Linked DNA regions of Homo sapiens: region 1 is linked to region 2. Evidence: read pairs that join two places in POLR2A ChIA-PET (ENCODE). Cell type or tissue: HepG2. All regions are shown on one strand. Each heading gives the region's core, and the rest is flanking DNA. Links, peaks and the distances in the headings are about the cores only. Region 1 overlaps PIGL (phosphatidylinositol glycan anchor biosynthesis class L). Region 2 holds the start of CENPV (centromere protein V).

Evidence for each region. ChIA-PET counts read pairs that join two places held together with the same protein. Peaks named below come from ENCODE experiments on the same cell type or tissue, not always from the same donor. Only the 100,000 strongest peaks of a DNase experiment are listed, where the experiment ranks them.
Region 1: POLR2A ChIA-PET joins it to region 2 with 68 read pairs; 22 of 35 experiments call an interaction of 5 or more read pairs at or near these places.

What each region holds. Positions count from the first base shown.
Region 1 is chr17:16,282,221-16,290,546 of GRCh38, forward strand. The region is part of intron 2 of PIGL (phosphatidylinositol glycan anchor biosynthesis class L); the gene reads left to right. Among named protein-coding and RNA genes, the nearest start is that of MIR1288, 4.4 kb to the left of the region's middle. RefSeq lists enhancers at 3,523-4,512, 3,677-3,726, 3,775-4,069, 5,597-5,726, 5,987-6,036 and 1 more. In HepG2, for the core only: a CTCF peak has its summit at 3,767; DNase peaks (open chromatin) are centred at 3,891, 5,571 and 7,021.
Region 2 is chr17:16,347,522-16,355,847 of GRCh38, forward strand. CENPV (centromere protein V) reads right to left here and starts at 5,948. Exons shown (of 5, transcript NM_181716.3): 1 at 5,506-5,948; 2 at 2,410-2,508; 3 at 1,095-1,164. The coding sequence starts at 5,915. RefSeq lists silencers at 5,338-5,947, 6,008-6,157. In HepG2, for the core only: a CTCF peak has its summit at 6,044; DNase peaks (open chromatin) are centred at 4,950 and 6,100; H3K4me3 peaks cover 2,688 bases.

The DNA.
Region 1 (8,326 bases), core at 138-8,137, 65 kb before region 2:
TGTGAGAGGAATGGCTGGGCATCCCTTGGCTTATCCTCCTTCTTGCCCACCATAGCCAGCATCTCAGAGTGAACATGCACGAGGGAGGTAGAAAGACTCCATATCCTTGTTCTTTACAACTTAGAAAAGCCTAAGTTATAGGAGAGAGATAGCACAATGGAATGCTGAATTAGAGGTAAATAATTGGTCTGTTTTTTTTTCACCAGTCTAGTTACTACTATTATGTAAAATATCTAATTTTACATACCCTAAACACCCATACCCAAACACCTTGACAAAGGAATCATTTTACCTCCCAAACATAGTCAGTGTTGATTTCACAAAATATCCCTAGAATTACTCTTTCTGAGGCTAACAGGACTACTTAGATGGTTCCTAAAGTCCCTTCTAACTCCTGCATTCTCTGGTTAATGAATCAGCATTAGTCATGTGGAAGGAAGGTATCCTCCTCAAACTCTTTTTAAGAATGATCTCAAGGAATCCAGAGTGCTCATTAAGTTGGTGAAAGAGTCAGTGCAGAATGCAGCTCATACATATATCCTGATGTGATGTTGGCACCTCTCAAGAAGCTGGGAAAGATGTCCAGGCTGGTCATAGGACTCAGCCCCTATTATGGGTCCAGCAGCCAGTAATAGTAAGCAATGTCTACTTCAAAAGATATCTCTGGCCAGGTGCAGTGGCTCAATCCCAGCACTTTGGGAAGCTGAAGCGGGAGCATCACTTGAGCCCAGGAGTACAAGACCAGCCTGGGCAACATGGCGAGACCCCATGTCTACCAAAAAAGAATTTTTTTTTTTTTTTAGACAGATTCTCACTCTGTTGCCCAGGTTGGAGTGCAATGGCATGATCTTGGCTCACTGCAACTTCTGCCTCCTGGGTTTAAGCGATTCTCCTGCCTCAGCCTCCCGAGTAGCTGGGATTACAGTCACACATCACCATGCCCAGCTAATTTTTGTATTTTTAGTAGAGGTGGGATTTCACCATGTTGGCCAGGATGGTGTCTAACTTCTGACCTCAGGTGATCTGCCAGTCTCAGCCTCCCAAAGTGCTGGGATTACAGGCGTGAGCCACTGTGCCTGGCCAAAACAATTGTTTTAATTAGCTGGCCGTGGTTGTGCATGCCTGTAGTCCCAGCTACTCAAGAGGCTGAGGAAGGAGGATTGCCTGATCCTAGGAGGTTGAGGCTGCAGTGAGCTGTGTTTGCACCACTGCACTCCAGCCTGGATGACAGAGCAAGACCCTATTTCAAAAAAAAAAAGATATTTCTGAGGAGCCATGCTCATTCAAGACTCACTGCTCTTAGAAGAGGTGTTAATCTGGCCAGGTGCCGTGGCTCACACCTGTAATCTGAGCACTTTGGGAGGGTGAGGTGGGAGGATCATCTGAGACCTGGAGTTCAAGGTCAGCCTAAGCAACAGACTGAGACCCTGTCTCTTAAAAAAAATAAGAGAGAGATGTTAATCTATATTAAACAATTGAATAGTGTGAAGATTTTGTAAAACTTTTTAAATCACCGATTATACAAAAGCTCTTATTGAATTATTAAGGAGTTAGCAATTACTATTAATGCTGTTGAATATGAGTAAGAACCCACTTAACTTCAATCAGAATCCATCGATCAAGCTTAAAGCCTTATCTCATAGTTCCCTTCCTGGTCTGTCAGCATTGCCTCATAGAGAGGGAAATACATCCCGCATCTGCCTCATCATGAACTTGGGTGGCCACCAGGATATTGCTCATGAAAGCTGCTTTTCTTTCTTTTTTTTTGTTTTGAGACGGAGTTTCACTCTTGTTGCCCAGGTTGGAGTGCAACGGTGCGATCTCGGCTCACTGCAACCTCCGCTTCCCAGGTTCAAGCGATTCTCCTGCCTCAGCCTCCTGAGTAGCCGGGATTACAGGCGCCCGCCACCACACCCAGGTAATTTTTTGCATTTTTAGTAGAGACGTAGTCTCACCATGTTGGCCAGGCTGGTCTTGAACTCCTGACCTCAGGTGATCTACCCGCCTTGGCCTCCCAAAGTGCTGGGATTACAGGCATCAGCCACTGCGCCTAGCCCGAAAGTTGCTTTTATAAACAGGTTCAAGGCCGGGAAATCCATTCTCCTCCACCTCCCAAAGTGCTGGGATTACAGATGTGAGCCACCGCACCCAGCCAGTTCATAGTTTAAAACAAAGATGATAGCAGCCCCTTCTCAAAACAAATCTCCTTCTTGCCTGGGGACTAGACTGCCTTTGTAGGACTAACGAATTAGGCACAAAATTAAACATTATATTTTAGGAGTCATGCAGCTGGGGGCTACAAGATTCTGACCCTCCCTAAACTGCTCCTAAGATCAGTGCTTGAGATATTTTGCAGGCCTGCACTTGATGGATCAGCTGACACCACCCAGATCAATTAACTGGCTCATCTGATCTTGTGGCCCCCACCCAGGAACTGACTTAGCACACGAGGACAGCTTCAATTCCCTATGATTTCATCTCCTACTTAACCAATCAGCACTCCTCACTAACTGGCTTCCCCCAACCTACCAAGTTGTCCTTAAAAACTCTGATTCCAGAATGCTACGGGAGACTGATTTGAGTAATAATAATACTCCGGTCTCCATTACAGCTGGCTCTGCATGAATTAATTACAGCCGGCTCTGCATGAATTAATTACTCTTTCTCTATTGCAATTCCCGTGTATTGATAAATCGACTCTGTCTAGGCAGCAGGCAAGGTGAACCCACTGGGTGGTTACAACATTAGATAGCAAATTGGCAATTAAAGAATATATCTGTAGAGACAGGATCTTACTAATGTTGCCCAGCTGGTCTTAAACTCCTGGCCTCAAGCAGCCCTCCCACCACCTCAGCCTCCCAAAAGGCTGAGATTACAGGGGTGAGACACCACACCTGGCCAAATTGGCAATTTTTGAAGAAAGATTTCTCACAAGGACTTTGCAAGCTTTATGTACTTTATTTGTTGCAATAATATGAAATGCATCTTTCTGGGAAGGAGAACACAGGTAACTGATTTCAGTGTAATACCTAGCACTCATGCCTTGCTAATCCTTTTTATATCCTATGAGAAAGGAAAAATCCAGGCCGGGCGCGGTGGCTCAAGCCTGTAATCCCAGCACTTTGGGAGGCCAAGGCAGGTGGATCACGAGGTCAGGAGTTCAAGACCAGCCTGGCCAAGATGGTGAAACCCCATTTCTACTAAAACTACAAAAATTAGCCAGGCGCGGTGGCAGGTGCCTGTAATCCCAGCTACTGGGGATGCTGAAGCAGGAGAATCACCTGAACCCGGGCGGCAGAGGTTGCGCCACTGCTCTCCAGCCTGGGCGACAGAGTGAGGCTCTGTCTCCAAAAAAAAAAAAATCCATTTTATGGTTAGATTTGGGGGCTTCAAGCCGTATGTGGAAAAGGCTCTCTTAGGGCATTTGGTCTGTCTGGGCTCCTAAGCTGCTTAGAAATGAGGTCCTTATCACAGCAGATACTTAATAAAAGTGCACTGATCTTTATATACCTCTTTTTTCAGTCCTTTTTCTTTTTCTCAGATCGCCTTTTCCTTCTCTTACTTATCTTTTCCCCTATTTCTTTTCTCTGCGTATGGCTTAGGTTAGTCCTTGGCGGTGCAGAGACACCCCCCAGAAGTTGTTGGACCCTGCTGCAACCTCCCTGCAGCTTAGACTTCATTTCTTCACACTCCTGTATTTGGAGCAGCGACGCTAGTGCCAGGCCCTCAGACCAGGAGACAGTTGCTGCCTCCCACAGTGGCCCTTGGGGGGCGATATTGGCAGTCCCAGGTTAGGCTTCCACGTCCTTGGCTAGCCTTAAGGTTAGCTCTGAACTCTACTGACCTTTGCTCGCTTTGGATGACAAAGGAAATGATCGAGTTTAGAGATGGGCCAGAGGTGGGTGGAGGGGTGGCTGAACCTTCCGGCTTGCGCTGTACAAGCCACAAGACCAAATAAGGGCGTGTGAGCCGCCTCCGTCTGTATTAAAGTTCAGAGTGCAGTGTGCAAAAGTGGGACTCGGTTTTCAGAGATAAGCTGTTACCCAACCCTGCTTGAGTTCCAGCAGCGGAGGCTGCGAAGTCTCCTGCTCTGAGCAGGGCTGGGTCTGGGGGAGAAAGACCTGGGCCCCTGGGCTTGCTTAGCTGGGGAGAGGAAAGAAGGGGGGCTTCCCTCACCAGCACCTGGTGACTGAACGGACCCACAACCCCACAGATTTTCACAAAGGGTTTCCATGACTCTCCCGACTAAAATGTGCCGGCCAGTGTGACTCATTAGAATGTGTAGGAAAGGTCACTGTTTGAGGATATTCAGCCAGTGGGGGAAAAAACCACAACGTTATTTTAATGAACGCTTTTAGCCTGGCTTGTTTCCTGAACATTAAGGTCTAGGGCGGGACTTCGAGTTTGGGGCCTTTTCCAGAGGTATTAACACTGTGTTTGCTAAATACACCCCAGGGAAGGAGTCGTCGGGCTTCTACGAGTCACACTTAAAAGACTGGCAAGAGTTGGCTTCTTCTGTTGTGTTCTTAGCTTCCAAAATAGTAGTCTCTCCTCAGAGCCAGACGCGCAATGCCATCATGTTAATGAGGTGCCTCATGTGCTTCAATAGCCACTGACTGATGGTACCCCGAACCTGCCTGGATTCCTCACCTCTTCCCCTGCCCATCTCTCCTTCCCGCAGCAAACTGCTCATCCTGCAGCAGTCCGAACCTCTGCCTCATTGGCCCTAAGCTTCCTAAGGGAAGGGACCATGACTTGTATTCATGTTTATATCCCTAAAACTCAGCCCTCTGTTTGGCACATAGTGTGTGCTTAGTCCAGATCACTTAAATGTACAATGATTTCATTCTCTCGGAGCCCCGCTCTGGTGGTGTGGGTCCCTGGGGACCCCTCCAGATGCCTTTCTCCAGCCATGGCTGCGCAGGCACCGAGAAGCCGCAGGCTGGTTCCAGCTCACAGCCTCTCGCCTCAGGCCCACACTGCTCCTCCTGCTGTCTGCCCCAGGGCTTGCGATTGCCCGGGGGTCCCCAAGCGGGCTCAACTCTGAAAGATTAGAGAGCTAACAGCCTATGGAGATAAATACTTCCTTCTTTATCTTCCTGGGAAGATGGACAGTTGTAAGATGATTTTCTTACAACTTTCAGACAGTCCTGTGGGAACACACAGCCAGTGCCCATAAGTAGGGCCACATCAGTAGAGCATCCCTGCTTCCCTGCCTTCTCCATCTGTCAGTGGCTTCTGCTCCTGGGGTCACAGTCCCCAATAAAGTACACACTAAGCCTTCTTCCTAGGGGAGCTGAGACTCGAATACATTCAGAGCCCTTTAAGAAGTTCTCTCACAGACTTATTTTTGTTTTCAAAATTCAATTCCTCTAAATATATTTCTGTTCCTCTTTCGTCTAAGTCTCATTCTTTTTGACTGAGAAGTCAGAAGCAAAATTAAAGTTTAGTGACTAGGGTTTTTTTGTCCTGTTATACGTTGACATTCCTTACCGTGGGTGTATCTGTGCTTTCTTTGCTCTTACTCTGAACATGCCCAAAAAAACTCTTGTGTTATCTTTAGCATATTTCATAAGCCACAATTCAGGAAGTTAGAGAAATTGCTCCCTGGTGCAGAGCAACAGAACTGCCGACCTCTTTCCACTCCAATTGCGGTGAAAGTGATATCTCTCTGCCTGAGCTGACGTTGGCCTTTAGGCTTCTCTAATTATTTCCTTAGGTTAGATTTCTAGAAACACAGGGTCAAAGGGCACAGATATTCACATATAGGCAAGTTACCTTCTTCTTGAGATGTAGCAATTTAAACTCATAACAGCAGTACATAACAGTGCCCCTTTCTCTGTGTCTTTCTCCAACACAGACATCTTGCTTTAATTTTGCATTTATTTGATTCTTTCTGAGAAGCAGAAGGAATATATGTTGGCCGTTTGCATTTCTTCTTTTCTAAATTACCTGTTTTCTTTCCTTCCTTCCTTCCTTCCTTTCTTTCTCTTTCTTTCTTTCGAGACGAAGTCTCACTCTTGTTGCCCAGGTTGGAGTACAGTGGCTCAGTCTCGGCTCACTGCAGCCCCCACCTCCCAGGTTGAGGCTATTCTCCTGCCTCAGCCTCCCGAGTAGCTGGGATTACAGGTGCCTGCCACCACGCCCAGCTAATTTTTGTATTTTTAGTAGAGATGGGGTTTCTCCGTGTTGGCCAGACTGGTCTTGAACTCCTGACCTCGTGATCCACCCGCCTTGGCCTCCCAAAGTGCTGGGATTACAGGCGTGAGCCACTGCGTCCAGCCTATTACTATTATTCTTTTTTTCTTTTCTTTTTTTTCTTTTTCTTTTTTTTTGAAACCGGAGTTTCGCTCTTGTTGCCCAGGCTGGAGTGCAATGGCGCGATCTTGGCTCACCGCAACCTCTGCCTCCTAGGTTCAAGCAATCCTCCTGCCTCAGCCTCCTGAGTAGCTGGGATTACAGGCACGCACCACTGTGCCCGGCTAATTTTGTAGTTTTAGTAGACACAGGGTTTCTCCATGTTGGTCAGGCTGGCCTCAAACTCCTGACCTCAGGTGATCCGCCCACCTCAGCCTCCCAAAGTGCTGGGATTACAGGCGTGAGCCACCACACCTAGCTAAAAATTCTTTAATAGGTCTCTTTAATGTTTTAAGTAGTCCTAGATTTCCCCTGTGAACCATCTTGAAAGTTTTGCCTTTTATTCTCAGTTCTCTTTTGCTGGCTTCTTATCAGGAAACACCACCTGACTGATTTGAGATGTAAAGTGATGGAGTGCAAAGACCACAGGTCTCTGTATTCAAAGGTCTAGGTGCAAGGTACAACCTTACCGGATATTTCAGAGCTTGTCTTTTATAATTTTTGAGCTGAGAAGGTCAGGTGAGATAAACTGTATGGACTGGAATTCTGATTTGAGATGTAAAGTGATGGAGTGCAAAGACCACAGGTCTCTGTATTCGAAGGTTTAGGTGCAAGGTACAACCTTACCAGATATTTCACAGCTTGCCTTTTATCATTTCTGAGCTGAGAGGGCCAGGTGAGATAAACCCTATGGACTAGAATTCTGAAAGGAGAGCAGTATGTCAACAAAGGAGGATTCAGCAACTGCCTGATGCAATCTCTAGTTATCTTCGTCCTGCACCAGCAGTATATGATGCTATCTCATCCAACTCCATTCTTCAGATTTGTCATCTCTCCTTTACTTGGATAAAACCTGGCTGGAAACTTGGCTTCAGTCCTCCATATCCATCTGTTTTAGGCAGACTTAACTCAGCTTTACATCTTTGCAAACTTACCCACGCACATCAGCATCCGAGAAATTTCCATACTCTTTGATTAAAATTGCAGTAAAAGTCACAAAGGACCTTGCTTAAAATGAAAGGAAGTTTCTAGGAACTCTAAGCTCAGTAACTTTATGACCATTCCCTGTAGAGCTGCAAAGGTCTGGATTTGAAAAGTCATAAGTAGCAAGGGAATTGCGCCAGAATACCTGTCTTTTGCTGGAGCAAATCCATTGCCTGGTTCATGCCTATGTCACATAGGCAGGGCAATGCCAGACTTTTCTTTTCTTTTTTTAAAGACAGAGTTTCGCTCTTGTTGTCCAGGCTGGAGTGCAGTGGCACGATCTTGGCTCACTGCAACCTCCACCTCCTGGGTTAAAGCGATTCTCCTGCCTCACCCTCCCAAGTAGCTGGGATTACAGGCGCCCACCACTAAGCCCGGCTAATTTTGTGTTTTTAGTAGAGATGGGGTTTCTCCATGTTGGTCAGGCTGGTCTCAAACTCTCAACCTCAGGTGATCCGCCCACCTTGGCCTCCCAAAGTGCTGGGATTACAGGTGTGAGCTACAGCACCCGGCCTTCTTTTTTTTCTCTTTTTTTTAATTTTTTTTTTTTGAGACGGAGACTTGCTCTGTTGCCCAGGCTGGAATGCAGTTGCTCACTGCAACCTCCGCCTCCTGGGTTCAAGGGATTCTCCTGCCTCAGCCTCCCGAGTAGCTGGGACTACAGGCATGCGCCACCACACCCGGCTAATTATTGTATTTTTATTAGAAATGGGGTTTCCACATGTTGGCCAGGCTGGTCTCGAGCTCTTGACCTCAAGTGATCCACCCTCCTGGGATTACAAGAGTGATCTGTCCCCTCCCCTCCCCTCATCTCCCCTTCCTCCACTCCTCTTCCCTTCTCTCTCTTTTGAGACAGGGTCTCATTCTGCTGCCCAGGCTGCAGGTGCAGTGGTGTGGTTATGGTTCACTGCAGTCTTGATCTCCCAGGCTCAAGTGATCCTTATGCCTCAGCCTCCCAAGTAGTTAGGACTACAGGTGCATGCCA
Region 2 (8,326 bases), core at 201-8,200:
TTTTTTTTAACTGCTCCTTGTAGAGCAGGGTGTAGGAAGTGTGCCCAGAATAGCCAGAGAACTTATTTCTAAGAGAATTGATCCTAAAGAAGAAATTTCTAAATTGTCAAAAATGTATACCAAGGAGGTTCACCAGTGTTGTTGATAATCAGAAAAAAACGGGACTCAACTGCAATGATGCAGAGACAGTGATGGGGTAAGTAGACCAGGAAATCGGCTGTGGGGAAGAGGGAGACTGGGGCATGGGGACAGTAGGGAAAGATTTTTCACTGTGTATATACACATTTTCTTCTACCTTTCAAATTTTGTACCAAGTACAAAAAATTCCCCAAAATAATAAAATTAAAGTTACAAATAAGTATATAAGCTTTTCATTGGGAAATGAGATAAGCAGTTTATCAACAAAAAGAATGGTAAAATTCTACTTAATAAACATAAGACAATAGGTTTAGATGTATTTCTCAGAGTAGAAAATAATACACAAAGACAGACACCAAAATATTAACAGTGGTTACCTTTAGTTGACAGGATTTGGGTGATTTTATTGTTTTTTGATTCTCTGAATTTGAAAATGTTTCCACAATACCAAATAGGCCTCCAAAAAATAAAGGTAAAAAATAACACAACCTTTTATTTTTTATTTTCATTTTTTTTGAGATGGAGTTTCACTCGTCACCCAGGCTGGAGTGCAATGGTGTGATCTCGGCTCACTGCAACCTCCACCTCCCAGGTTCAAGTGATTCTCCTGCCTTGGCCTCCCAAGTAGCTGGGATTACAGGCATGCACTACAACGCCCAGCTAATTTTTGTATTTTTAGTAGAGATAGGGTTTCACCATGTTGGCCAGGCTGGTCCTCAACTCCTGACTTCAGGTGATCCATCCATCTTGGCCTCCCAAAGTGCTGGGATTACAGGCGTGAGCCACTGTGCCGGGCCCACCTTTTAAATGTCAACCTGAAACCAAAGCCCGTGAGAGGCCCTGCTATGCTCCAGGCCCCTCCCATGCTACAGACGGCATGCTAACAGTTGGGTGGGGGGTCCTGTAAATCTCACCAATGGGTTCTGCACTCCTTGACCCTGCTCTTAAGCACTGACCTTCAGGAGCTTGAAGCGAGAAGCTGGAACAATGAAGTGTCTATTCTGCTTCTTCTTGCAAATGCTGCAACTACAGAAAGACAGAGCAAATTCCAGATTGTGAGCAGCCACCTGCATCCTCTATGCCTGAGCGGCCCAGCCATGAGAGCCAGCCGACCCCACAGATGATGCCCCTTTCAGCACCATCCAGGGCCGAGGAGCTGGGGCAAAGGCCTGGATAGCAGTGCCTCTGGTTTGCAGGTACAGCAGAGCCCAGGGGGGTCCCAAGTCAGCAGTCGAGGTTCTGCAATGCTCAGAACACAGGACCAACAGACAGGTCTGTACTGCCCACCCCTCAGTTCTTTACAGTGAAGAGAAGCGCTGGACTTCAGAGACACTTAGGAAACAAATTTCAGACACTGCTACAACCTGATGTCTCTGAGACATCCACACCAAAAATGGACAAGGAAGTTTAGGTTTCCCTCTTTCTTCATCACCACGTCACAAGAAGTCCAGCTCCAAGTAAAACACGTCCCCAGAATTACCATCTCTGGAATTAAACTGAAGTCCCCTCTTTTCAGGCCACCTTTGAAAAAGTTCTAATTTAGCACAGAATCCTCTCACAAGTTATTCCACAGTGCTTCTTTTCCAATCTGGACTCTATTGTTAGTAGCCTGGTCAGTTCTCCATTTGAGTAATTCCATCGTATGTGCTTATTATTCATATATAATTCCGGTACCTAGGGGCAAAAAGGACTGGATGCTGTTAAATAATTAGCTGCATGCCAACTTTGGGTCCCAAAGCCAGAGCCTGTCGTCCCTGCTCCATCATAACGCCGGGGAAGGTGGTACAAATCAGGCCCTCCACAGCCAGCAGTGCCATCTGCCTCAACCGAAGAGCAGAGCGAGAGTGGAGGGCCTGGGGAGCCTCCAGGTGTATACACCCTTTACTAACATACCCTCCAACTCTCCCCAACTCTAGACTTCTATGAAGATTCTGCCCAAGGCTTTCCACTCAGTACCCAGCCAGGCACACCTGCAGCTAACCGCCCCCGGCTCCTCAGCAGTGTCAGTCTGAGGGTGATGCTGCCACAAGCCACAAGCCCTGAGGACCCTGCTCTGTGTCACCTGGGCCATGCTGTTGAAGCTCTGTGATGAGCCATATAAAAGGAACAAAAATAGAACAATGAACCTTTCTGTCCCCATCACCTGACTTCAACAGTTACCAGCCCAAGGCCAATGTTTCCTCTGTACCCCAACTCCCCAGATTATTTTGAAATATTGCATTTTAACTCTGAAATTCTTTTAAGCCAATTTAGGGAAAAAAAAATACTCACTTGCAGTCAAATATATGCAAGTCTGCTGAGGCCCAAACTTCAAAACGAACTGCTCCACAGTGGCAGCCTCCTGTGTGCTTCACCAGGCCCTGGTATTCACTAAATGAAACAAAAATCAGAAAGATAATAATTTCTGAATAGCTGCCTCCTGCTCTCTTTTTGTTGCTGAAAGAAAGACAGAAGATTAGACAAAAGTCTTTTCTACATGACAACCAGATGCATTTCTGCTTTTAAGGAGGCACTGTCAATTTCCTAAGTGAAGAATGGTTTCAGCACCTTCTTTGTCCATGAGCTCTCTTTTCACCAATTTCTTAAATTATATTAAGTTGCAAAATAAAACATTCCAAACATTTCGAAAATGTGAGGGATCCTAACCCACCACCAGACATTTTTATTTATATGTCAAATACTAAATTTTTTTTTTTTTTTTTGAGATGGAGTCTCAGTCTATTGCCCAGGCTGGAGTACGGTGGCACGATCTTGGCTCACTGCAACCTCTGCCACCTGGGTTGAAGCAATTCTCCAGCCTTAGCCTCCCAAGTAGCTGGGATTACAGGCGCCTGCCACCGCGCCCTGCTAATTTTGTATTTTTAGTAGAGATAGGGCTTCACCATCTTGGCCAAGCTGGTCTTGAACTCCTGACCTTGTGATCCACCCACGGGGACTCCCAAAGTGCTGGGATTACAGGCGTGAGCCACTGCTCCGGGCCTCAAATACTAAATATTTTTATGAGCTAGGCACGAAGGAGAGAACACTAAACAAGATACAGCAGACACGATTGCTACCCTTACCGACCTTAACAATTTACTCAAATAATAATTAATTATGATTGTGATAAAGGAGGTACAGGCTGCTATGAAAAATAAGACTGTGTACTCAATCAAGTCCAGAGGTCCAGAAGAGCCTTTTGAGAAACTTAATAAAGGCTCTTATATTTTTGCTCTATTTCTTTCCAGTATTCTTCATACACATGCGTTTTACATAGTTGTAATACACATTACATAGAATTTTTTTTTTTTGAGAGGGAGTTTCATTCTTGTTGCCCAGGCTGGAGTGCAGTGACGCGATTTCAGCCCACCGCAACCTCCACCTCCAGGGTTCAAATGATTCTCCTGCCTCAGCCTCCCGAGTAGCTGGGATTACAGGCGCCCACCACCACACCCAGCTAATTTTGTATTTTTAGTAGAGACGGGGTTTCTCCATGTTGGTCAGGCAGTCTCAAACTCCCCACCTCAGGTGATCCACCCGCCTCGGCCTCCCAAAGTGCTGGGATTACAGGCATGAGCCACCTCACCCAGCCTACATACAATTTTAACCCTTTAAAGCTTATATATAAGCCAAACTCAGAAATGAACATTAAGATCTGATAAATGTCTTAAAATCGCTTTCCAAAAGGATTGAACACCCTTACCCGATAAATAAATGAGAAAACATTTCACTGTACAGTCTCAGGCAATAATTATAGGAAAAATAGCTCACTGCAGTTTTAATTTGCATGATTAAGACTGATCATTTTTTCATGTTTCTTTACGTTTATGTATTTTAATTTTTTCTGCACACATAATGCTTATTGTAAAAACTCCAAACTTCACACTATTTGAGAGTGCTCAAAGTGAAAGCCTCCTGTAATCTTTACACCCAGAGGGATCTACAGTTAATTATTTGTTATATATTCCCCCAAACTTTTTTCTACACAATATTTTAACGAAAATGGTACAGTTATACACACTTTTTGAATATAATTTAGTAGACTTTATAAGTACAAAGTCATGGCAATCTAGTGGGAGAAAAACAGCTTTTTTATGTCAATATTTTAAAACTTTTTCTTGACCATTTATCAGTTTGTCTTAAAATAAAAATTTATCTCAAATTTGAGTTTTACATTCTTCTTTTTTTCTGTATGCCTTGAAGACACCATGAGTTTTACATTCCTAAGGATCTTCGTATTCCTTCTGCCCAGAGGCAGCCGTCACCCTATAGGTGCTCAAATGTTTGATGGATGAACGTTTTTTAAAAATTCAGTGTGCAGTCCAAGATGAAAAACCAAAAAGTGAAGCACACAGAAAACCAAATATGTATCTTCTGTCGGGGACGACTCATCCTAAGAGAATTTCTTCCGCAAGAAGCTCAAAGGAACATGTTCAAGAAAAGAAGTAATTCTCAGGTTATGCAATTGCTAGGTTATTCTTGTCGGTTTTTTCCCCCTAGTGTTTTGATTGTTCTTTTTAATTCGTAAAATTGACACTGAAATATAATATCAGGGCGTTAAAATATCTCTCTGTAGCACAACTGTTCCCCGAGGCAGGAATCCAGATCGCATTTGGAGAAAAGAAGGCAGCCCTTTAACAGCCCAGTTAAAAGCTCTTTCCCAAATCGCGGACACTCGAGATGCTCCTCGGGCCATCTAAAAGACTGCGGAGCAGCCAGGAGGGCGAGCGGCAGGGAGCATTAGCTGGCTGAGCACATAAAAGCCTCCCTACGTAGGTATCCCCGCCGCCGCGCGAGGCCGGAGCATCTCTTCGCGCGCGCTTCTCTCCCGGATCAATAACCTCCGCCCCCTGCTCCCTCCCTGGCAGTGCCTGGAACAATGACGGGATTTTGCTTCCCAGTGAGTTCAAAACTATTCATGCTTCCTTCAACGCTTCTACCTTTCCCTTCCACCCACCCTCAAAAACACGTGTGCAAACACAAAAAAAAAGGGGATTCGGGTAAGAGAAAGCCGTGGGATTTATGTTCTTTTCACTAAGAAAGGCCCCCACACCCTTTGCGCGCCAGCAAGAGACAACGTCCCCGAGCACGATGCTTATGGCCGGGAAAGACTCTTTGTGTCCCAAGACGGCTGCGCGCGCCCTCAAGCTCCGGACGAAGCCCCCTTTCCATTCCCAGGCCACACAGCCCTAGAAGCACCGCCCCGCCCCGCCGCCCTTAGAATTAAGGAATAACCCCAGTGCTAACGGGGGAGCCGCGTCGGCTCCGTAACGTGGAAGGCTCAGAGCTGAAAGGCGCCCAAGGCCTGCACGCGGGCTGCGAGCCCGACTCCTGCCGAGGGGGTCCGCGTGGCAACGGCTCCCGCGCCCCCCGGCCCGCCGCACTCACAAGGTGTCTAGCAGGAGCTTGGCGGCACCCTCGGAGGTAAGCTTCTGCCGCTTCTGGAACGTCTCCCAGCGCTCCCGCTGCTCGCCCAGGTCCAGGTTGGACGCCGAGGACGTCGGGGTCGCGGGAGTCGGCGGCGGCGGCGGCGGTGGCGGGAGCAACGCCAGCTCAGGCGGCGGCGGCTCCCCCGGGCCCTCCTCCTGGGCCCGCGGCGACGAGCGCCTCAGCCGCGGCTTCTCCGACGGCGGCTTCTCCACCGCCTGGCTCTTGCTCCCGGCCTGGCTAGCGGAGCGCCGTGTGCGGGTGGCGCTGGGTGCCAAGGCAGCGGCCGCGGAGGCCGCGGGGGCCGCGGAGGCCCCGGACCGCTTCTGCCCGCGCAGCTTGGCGGCCGCAGAGCTCCTCGATCGCCGCATGGCTCCCGCAGCCTGGCGCGCAGGCCTCGCAGCGCGGCGCGCCCCCGCCGGCCTGCGCGCGCCCCCGCCGCCCGCCAGTCTTCAGGCCCAGGGGGCGCTGCGCCCGGCTGCCCCGCTCCGCCAGCCGCGCCCCGCAGCGCGGCGCCTGCCCGCAGGAGGGAGACCCGGCCCGCCCGGCCGCTGGGACGCACCTGCCTGTTCAGTCCCGCAGGCAGAGGGGCTGCGCCTGGGCCTACGCTCGCGATACCCAGAATCCACTCGCACCTGCGAAGGCGCCCCTGCCCTGTGTGAATCCAGCGGGCTCTTCGTACCTTCCCGACCTGGAGGGGCCTGGGTTGGGCCTGAATTCGCAGGCTCATCCGAGCGGGCAGCCTGGGGTAACTTCGTCTCCAAAAACGAGCTAATTTGTGTAAACGGCCTGCCACCTGCTACCTCCTGTGTAACAGCGGCCGAAACCATAGTTCTTCACCTTCGTCTTTTCTGTCACATTATAGAACAGTGTCATGAGGATACCAATAGTCAACAGATTTGGGGTTTCATTTTAATTAAATGAATGACCCGCGCGTCGAATTTCATTAGTATGATTTTGATGAAGGCAGCACCAAAGTTTAAAGACAAAAGGCACGAGAATCGTTGATGGAACCCAGATAGTCTTCTTCTCCTTCTCCTTCTTCTTCTTTTTTCAGACCGAGTTTCGCTCTTGTTGCCCAGGCTGGAGTGCAGTGACGCGATCTCGCCTCACCGCAACCTCCGCCTCCCAGGTTCAAGCGATTCTCCTGCCTCAGCCTCCTGAGTAGCTGGGATTACAGGCATTCGCCACCACACCCGGCTAATTTTGTATTTTTAGTAGAGACGGGGTTTCACCATGTTGGTCAGGCTGGTGCCGAATACTCCCGACCTCAGGTGATCCATCCGCCTCGGCCTCCCAAAGCGCTGGGATTACAGGCCTGAGCCACCGGGCCCAGCCTATCTTTCTTTTTTTTTTTTTTTTTTTTTTCTTTTTTGGAGTCTCACTCTGTCGCCAGGCTGGAGTGCAGTGGCGCGATCTCGGTTCACGCAACCTCCGCCTCACCGTTCCAGCGATTCTCCTGCGTCAGCCTATCTTTCTTCTTTATTCTGATTTTCTTCATGGTATTGTTAGTTTAATAGTTTATTGAATTAAAGGCATAGTTTAACTATTTTGTCTTTTTTTTTTTTTTTCCATACAGGATCTGACAGACTGGAGTGCAGTAGCGGGATCTCGGCTCAGTGTAGCCAAGAACTCCTGGCCTCAAGCGATCCTGCCGCCTGGGCCTCTGGAGTAGCTGAGTAGCTGGAACAACAGGCGGCGCCCCCCCCCCCCCCCCCCCGCCCCAGCGAATTGTTGCTATTGTTGTTTTGTAGATACCGGGTTTCCCTATGTTGCCCAGGCTGGTCTCTAACTCCTGGCCTCAAGCGATCCTCCCGCCTAGTTCTCCCCAAGTGTTGGGATTACAGGCGTGAGCCACCGAGCCCCACCTTGCCATTTTGTCGTTGTTGTTGTTGGAATTATGGTTTACACACAGCAACGTGCAAATATCTTAGATGTACAGCTTATGTGACCACCACCACTTCAGATACAGAACATTTTCAGCACACCAGAGTTTCCCTCAGGCAAAAGAAAACAGAGGCGATCACTGTTCTTTTACCACCATAGGTTGGTTTTGCTTATTCTTGAACATCATTTTAAAACGGCACGTAGGCCGGGCGCAGTGGCTCATGCCTAATCCCAACACTATTGGGAGGCCGAGGTGCTCAGATCGCTTGAGCCCAGGAGTTTGAGACCAGGAGGTGGAAGCTGCGGTGAGCTGTGATTACACCACCATATTCTACTCTGGGTGACAGAGTGAGACCTTGTCTCAAAAAAAAAAAAAAAAAAAAAAAGCTGGGTGTGGGGAGTGGTTATCCTTGAGGAGAACTAACTGGGAAAGAGAACAAAGGACTCTTCTAAGATGCTGGATATGGCCAGGCACAGTGGCTCATGCCTGTAATCCCAGCACTTTGGGAGGCGGAGGTGGGCAGGAGTTTGAAACCAGCCTGGCCAACATGGGGAAACCCTGTCTCTACTAGAAATACAAAAACTAGCTGGGCATGCTGGCAGGCACCTGTAATCCCAGCTACTCGGGAGGCTGAGACAGGAGAATCGCTTGAATTCAGGAGGTGGCGGTTGTAGTGAGCCGGAGGTTGCACCATTGCACTCCAACCTGGGCAACAGAGTAAGACTCCGTCTCAAAGAAAAAAAAAGATACTGGATATGTTCTCTACATTATCTTGATCTGGGTGGTAGTTATGGAGGTGTGTAAAACACATAAAAACACTTCAGTGTGTGTAAGACTTAGCTCAATTTAAAAATGAAGAACATGGCTGGGCATGGTGGCTCACGCCTGTAATCC